2 separate regions of the Homo sapiens genome follow, and region 2 is linked to region 1. Evidence: chromatin contacts called from ENCODE Hi-C or POLR2A ChIA-PET data. All regions are on one chromosome and are shown on one strand. The core of a region is the stretch at or near the end of the contact, and the rest is flanking DNA. Distances in the headings are between cores, read along the strand shown.

Region 1 (2,612 bases), core at 65-2,564:
AGTAGACCCCAGCCTGGACAGGCTCAACACCAGTGCTCACCAGGGGATCCAGCACCTGGGGCCACAGTCCCCCAGCCCGGTCCCCAGCAGACCGCAGCCCAGAGGCCTTACCTGGAAGTCGTACAGGGCCACGATGTTTTCATGTTTCAGTTCCTAGGACAGAAACCCAAGTTTGTTATCAGTGTGGGGAGGGGGGCTTGCCCACGCCCACGCCCACGCCCCCTCCCCCAGCACTGGCTCACCTTCAGGATTTTGATTTCCTTCCCCAGCAGCGTCTGAGACTTGGCGAGGTTCTTCTTGTTAATGCACTTGACGGCGACCTCCAAATCGTGCTTCTGAAAGCCAAACGTGCACCTTCAAGGCCAGGGCTGCCCCTCGCAGGCCTCCCCCAGACCCCAGTCCACACAGGTGGGGCCCTGAGATGATCCCGGTTGGGAATCCCGGGACTGGAAGGCCGAGTGGGGAGCCAGGTTGAGGATCGCGCTGGGGGTCCTGGGGTAGGGATCCAGCCTCGAAAGCCGGCTGTGGGACCAGGTTGCGGGGTGTCCCGGGGTGAGGGTTTGGACAGGAAAGTCGGGCTGGGGGTCTCGGAGTGAGGATCTGGGCTGGAAAGCCCGGCAGCGGATCTCGGGGCGGGAGTCTGAACTGGAAAGTCGGGCTGGGGGTCGCGGGGTGGGGATCCTGGGGTGGGGGTCGGCCTGGAAAGTCGAGTGGGGCTCTCGGGAGGCGTGGGGGGGTCCCGGGACAGGCGGGGAATCTCGGGGCGGGGATGCAGGGGCAGGGGATCCTGGGCGGGGGATCCCGGGCCGGACGGGGGCCTCACCTCGCGGTGGCGGCCCTTGAAGACCACCGCGAAGGCGCCGTGGCCGATCAGGTCCTTGCGGGAGAACTCGAACTTGCCCACGGTCTCTGTGCCGCCGCGGCCGGGCTCCATGGCGCAGGCGGGCCGGGGGCGCGGGGCGGGGGGTGGCGGGCCAAGGCGCGGGGGACTCAGGCGGAGGCGCGGGCCGGGGCGGGCGGGCCGGGGGCGCGGGGCCGGGGGCGCGGGGCCGGGCGAGGGCGCATCTCCGGGGCCGCGCGCCCCATCGGGCAGGCCGGGGCCGGGTCCCAGCCCCGCGGGCCAGGCGGGGTCCGAGGGTCGCGCTCCCTCCGGCGCCTGTGCCACGGCACTCTTCCCGGGCTGCTAATCCGAATCCGGATCCGACTCCGACTCCGACTCCGGCTCCAACTAGGGCCCGGGCTCGGCCCCAACGGAGAAACAAAAGAGCCGCGGCGCCCGGGCCTCAGAGCCTGAGACGCCCGCGCAGCCGCACTGCGCGCCGGGCCGGGAGGCGGGATGAGGGCGGGGCCTGCGGGACGGAGCGGCAGAGCCGGGCGTGACGAACAGACGGGGGGCGGGGAATGGGGCGGGGCCTGTCGGGGGGGTGGGCGGCTGGGCCGGGCCATTGCGGGGCCGGGTGGGCTGGGAGTGGGTGGGGCCAACAGCGGACCCGCCCCGGTGAGAGCAGAGAGGCGCGCTGACCCGGGAGCGGGCCACGGGGCTCAGTGTTGATTCCTTGCCCCACTCCCTTCCACGCCCCTTCCCCGCCCCTTCCCCGCCCCGCTTCTTCTCTGCTCCCCTCCCTCCTTTCCCCTCTCTCCGTCCTCCTCCCTCCTTTTCCCCTTCCCATCACCTCTCTCCCTCCCTGCCCCCTCCCTTCCGCCCCCTCCCATGCCTTCCCCCCCGCTCCCCTCCCGCCCCCACTGCCTGTTCTCCTCCCTCCTGTCCCCCCTCCCTGTTCCCCTCCCTCCCCTTCCCTGTTCCCCTCCTTCCCGCTCCCTGTTCCCCTTCTACAGGAGAATGGAGAACAGGCGTGGGAAATGTTCCCAAAACGGGGGACTGCGCAGAATTAATTCTTAGAAATAGAATGGCTGAGTTAGAGGTTAGGCATTTAAAGTTGAGTTCCATAATGCCAAATTGCAAAAAAAAAAAAAAAAATTGTAGACCAAAAAGTTGTCACCCAAACCAACGACATAGCCCATAAATCCGCTGGGGAGGAAAGGTTAGCTAGATGGGCTGCGCATCGGTCCTGTGGAACACTGCACAGAGGTAAATATACCTGTGCTCAAGGGTGAGTTCTCCAAAGATTATAATTAAGTAAAAGCAAAATATGGAACAGGGCACTGTACTGTCTGTCGTTTTAAGAAAGCGGTAGGATTGGGATGTGTGTGTGTGTGAAACGCCTGTAATGTGTACATGGTCGTTCCTAACTATAATGACAGCTAACTCATCACTTAGGCCAAGCAGCGCACTTTCCAGCGATTAGTGCATCCATTCAATGATTCCACGAGGCACTTGCTGTTATGTCCCTGTTTTACAGATGAGGAAATCAAGGCGGAGAAAAGTTGGAGAATGTGTCCAAAGTCACACCGCCGGCAGCCAAAAGAGCCCGGGGGCTCACTCACAGAAGACACAGCCAACAGCGATTGCTCTGGGAGAGAGGACCGGGGAAAAGTTAGTGCTGTTCACCGTACACGTTGCGCGCTAGTTGGAATGGCTTTCACCACGTGCAAGCACTGCTTTTGCAAATGCATGATTCTAAACAATGCTCACCAACCCAGCCTTCAGTACA
Region 2 (2,612 bases), core at 80-2,579, 600 kb before region 1:
ACTCTCAGACAGCATTTAATTTCCTTCTCTGCTCAGCTGAGTTCATGTAAGAGGAGCAGTATTTGCTCAGCAAATACTGTCCGTCAGCCAGACAAGCAATATTTTTGGCCAATCTATTAACCATGCAGCAGGCAGCAGTCACCAAGAGGGGTCTTGAGATTAACCCTCCTTCTCCCCTTCTCAGCAGAGCCCTCGAAGGGAGGAGGGAACGGGATGGCCCGCGGAGTATCCATTTTATCACCACCTCCCTAAGATCCAGCACTGCTCCCTAGCACGTCCTGAACCAGGCAGAGCGATATGCTGGCCACAGAAACACAACTGATAAAAGGCCGACGGTGCTGTCAGACAGCCCCCAATTTCGAAGCGTAGATTTTTTTGCCTCTGCAACTTAAAACGTCCCCAAACCCACCCGACGCTGCTGGGTCTTCCAGATGCGACGGTCTGGGCGAGCGGTGGGCACCCAGGGTCCCTGGAACGGGTACCAAGTGGCCGGGGCTTCCCTCAGGGCTGCCCACGGCGCGGGCGGTCGCAAGCCCAGGGGTCCCGGGATCGCCCGACGCGTCAACTCCGGGCCCCGTTCTCGCCTCAACGCCTGCGAAGCCGCACCCGTCCACCTACCTCCAGGGCCTCCAGGGTGCTGAAGCTGGCGATGGCGAAGCCGTCGATGACCTCCTCCTCCTGCGAGCTGGACTCGCGGCGGCGGCGGCGCGGGGGACGCGCGGTGCGGGGCGCGGGGGCGGCGCCTCGGGGGGGCGCGCCGCGGAGGCCCGCGTTCTCCTTGCCGGGGCTGGGCTCGGGCTCGTCGCCCGACGACGGACTCTGGGCGCGGGCGTCGCGGGCGGCCTCCCGGCGCCGGCCACGGTCCCGCTGCGCGCGCGAGCGCCGGCTCGGGCGGACCTTGGCCTCCATGGCCGCGCGTGCGCCCCGTCGGGCCGGTGACCTTGACGCCCCGCGCCTGGCTCGCAGCAGGCGGGCTCCCTCGGCTACGCGGCGCCGCCGGGCTGAGTGTGCGCCGCGCGGGCTCGGGCCCTGGGCGGCGGCGGGCGGCGGGCCGGGCCGGGCATGCCGGGCGCGGGGGGCGGCTCAGCCCCGGGCCCGGCGCGGCCTGGGACCCCCGGCGCGGGCGGCTGGGCGCATCGGCGGGGGCGGGCCCGGCGCTCAGCGGCCCTCGGCCGCCCCCCCGGGGGCGCGCCCCATGCGCGCGGCGCGGCGATCGGGCCGAGCGGGCGGGGCCGGGCGGGCGCGGCAGGCGGCAGGCGGGAGGCGGCCGGGCTCCTGGGCACCGGGCTCGTGAGGCGGCGGCGGCGCCCCGAACAGATAACAACTGACGCACTTCCGCCCGGCTGCGCTCGCCAGAGGAAGTGAGGGCCGCCGCGGGCGCCCGCGCGCCCCGCCCCGACCACGCCCCTGCCCCGCCCCGCTCATAAGGCTCCGCCCCCACCCCGCACACGCGGCCCGCCCCGCTCACAAGGCTCCGGCCCCTCCCCGCCCCATTCACGCAGGCCCCGCCCCCCGCAGGCTCCGCCCCCTCCCCGACCCGCTCACGCAGGCCCCGGCCCCGCCCCTCCCGGGCGCTCCCGCTAATTCAGGCCCCGCCCCACCCGCAGGTGCCCGCCCTTCGACCTCGCCCCCTAGCCGCGCCCCTCCCCGGCGCCCCGACCTCCGCTGCAGCCGGCGGTGATCCGCTCGGCTCCTTCCTGGGAGGGCGCTGGGATGCCGCGGCCCCTCCGTGGGCACCTGCGGGCGGCGCTCTCCAAGCGGGAGGCGGGGGCAGCGCCGCCCTCCTCTGCGGGACTGGGGTCCCCGGCCGCGGGCGGCTTCCGAGGAGGACGAGGGGCCTCCGGTCTCGCGGAACCGAAGTCCTGCCCTCGGCGAGCGTGGAAGGGACGGGGAAGGGGCGGGGAGGACCGGGGGAGGGTCCTCGGCCAGGCGGTGCCCCCTCCCCGCGTCCCCGCGGACCCTCCCAGGCCTCCTAGGATGCGGGAGGGGTCTGTCCGCGTCCCCGCCCCGCGCCACGTGCCCCCAAGTCCCACAAGAAGGCGGCTCCCGCCACCGAGACCCCCGGGAACGCGCCCAGCGAGGCGGGGGCTGCTGCCAGACACGGAGCGCAGTGTGGAGGGCGGCGCGGGCAGGAAGCGCACGGAGGCGGCTGCGGTTGCGAGGCAGGCGCGGGGCGAACTTCCTCCTCCACCCCCAGGACAGGCCGAGCTCGGAGGGGCCCGCCTGGTGGGGTTTTCTGAGCCCAGGGGCCCCTTGCGCGTGGGCACTGGAGTCATTGATTCATGCAGCGCGTATTTGCCAGATGCCTCCTGTGTCCAGGCTCTGTTGGTGACCCCGCAGCGGCTGAGATAGACTACCCTCTTAGAAGTGGGAGAGAGACCCTGAACACAGGGCCAAATAGAATATCAGCCAAGGATAATCTGAAGAAAATCGAACGGGGAGGTGTCACAGAGAGTGGGCATTGGGTGGTCCAGAGGGCCTCCCCGAGGAGTGACGACTCCGAGCCCCAGCAGTCATGGGCACCCTGTTTCAGGTCGGGGCTACACCCCTGCACAGGCCCTCGGAGAAGAATGGTGGTTTGCTGGAGGGCGGAGGGGAGGGTGCCCAAGACA

What was found. A loop is a pair of places that touch in the nucleus more often than their neighbours do. ChIA-PET counts read pairs that join two places held with the same protein, here RNA polymerase II (POLR2A). Pooled maps may share reads with other maps.
Region 2: a map of gastrocnemius medialis shows a loop between it and region 1 (9-fold over the local background). The contact joins the promoter of FBRSL1 here to the promoter of ULK1 in region 1. A Hi-C loop is called at or near these places in 6 of 168 maps with a recorded cell type or tissue (aorta, ascending aorta, dorsolateral prefrontal cortex and 3 more), 5 of 37 single-sample maps with no recorded cell type and 22 of 50 pooled maps. POLR2A ChIA-PET finds 5 or more read pairs at or near these places in 1 of 52 experiments (activated naive CD4-positive, alpha-beta T cell).

What each region holds. Positions count from the first base shown.
Region 1 is chr12:131,893,324-131,895,935 of GRCh38, reverse strand. It overlaps ULK1 (unc-51 like autophagy activating kinase 1), which reads right to left and starts at 1,314. Exons shown (of 28, transcript NM_003565.4): 1 at 824-1,314; 2 at 243-335; 3 at 112-153. The coding sequence starts at 934. It overlaps LOC124903059 (a long non-coding RNA gene), which reads left to right and starts at 1,778. Exons shown (of 2, transcript XR_007063538.1): 1 at 1,778-2,089; 2 at 2,361-2,612. RefSeq lists silencers at 1,055-1,564, 1,595-1,644.
Region 2 is chr12:132,488,868-132,491,479 of GRCh38, reverse strand. It overlaps FBRSL1 (fibrosin like 1), which reads right to left and starts at 1,329. Exons shown (of 19, transcript NM_001367871.1): 1 at 619-1,329. The coding sequence starts at 909. RefSeq lists enhancers at 1-241, 2,239-2,368 and silencers at 1,399-1,848, 1,979-2,048.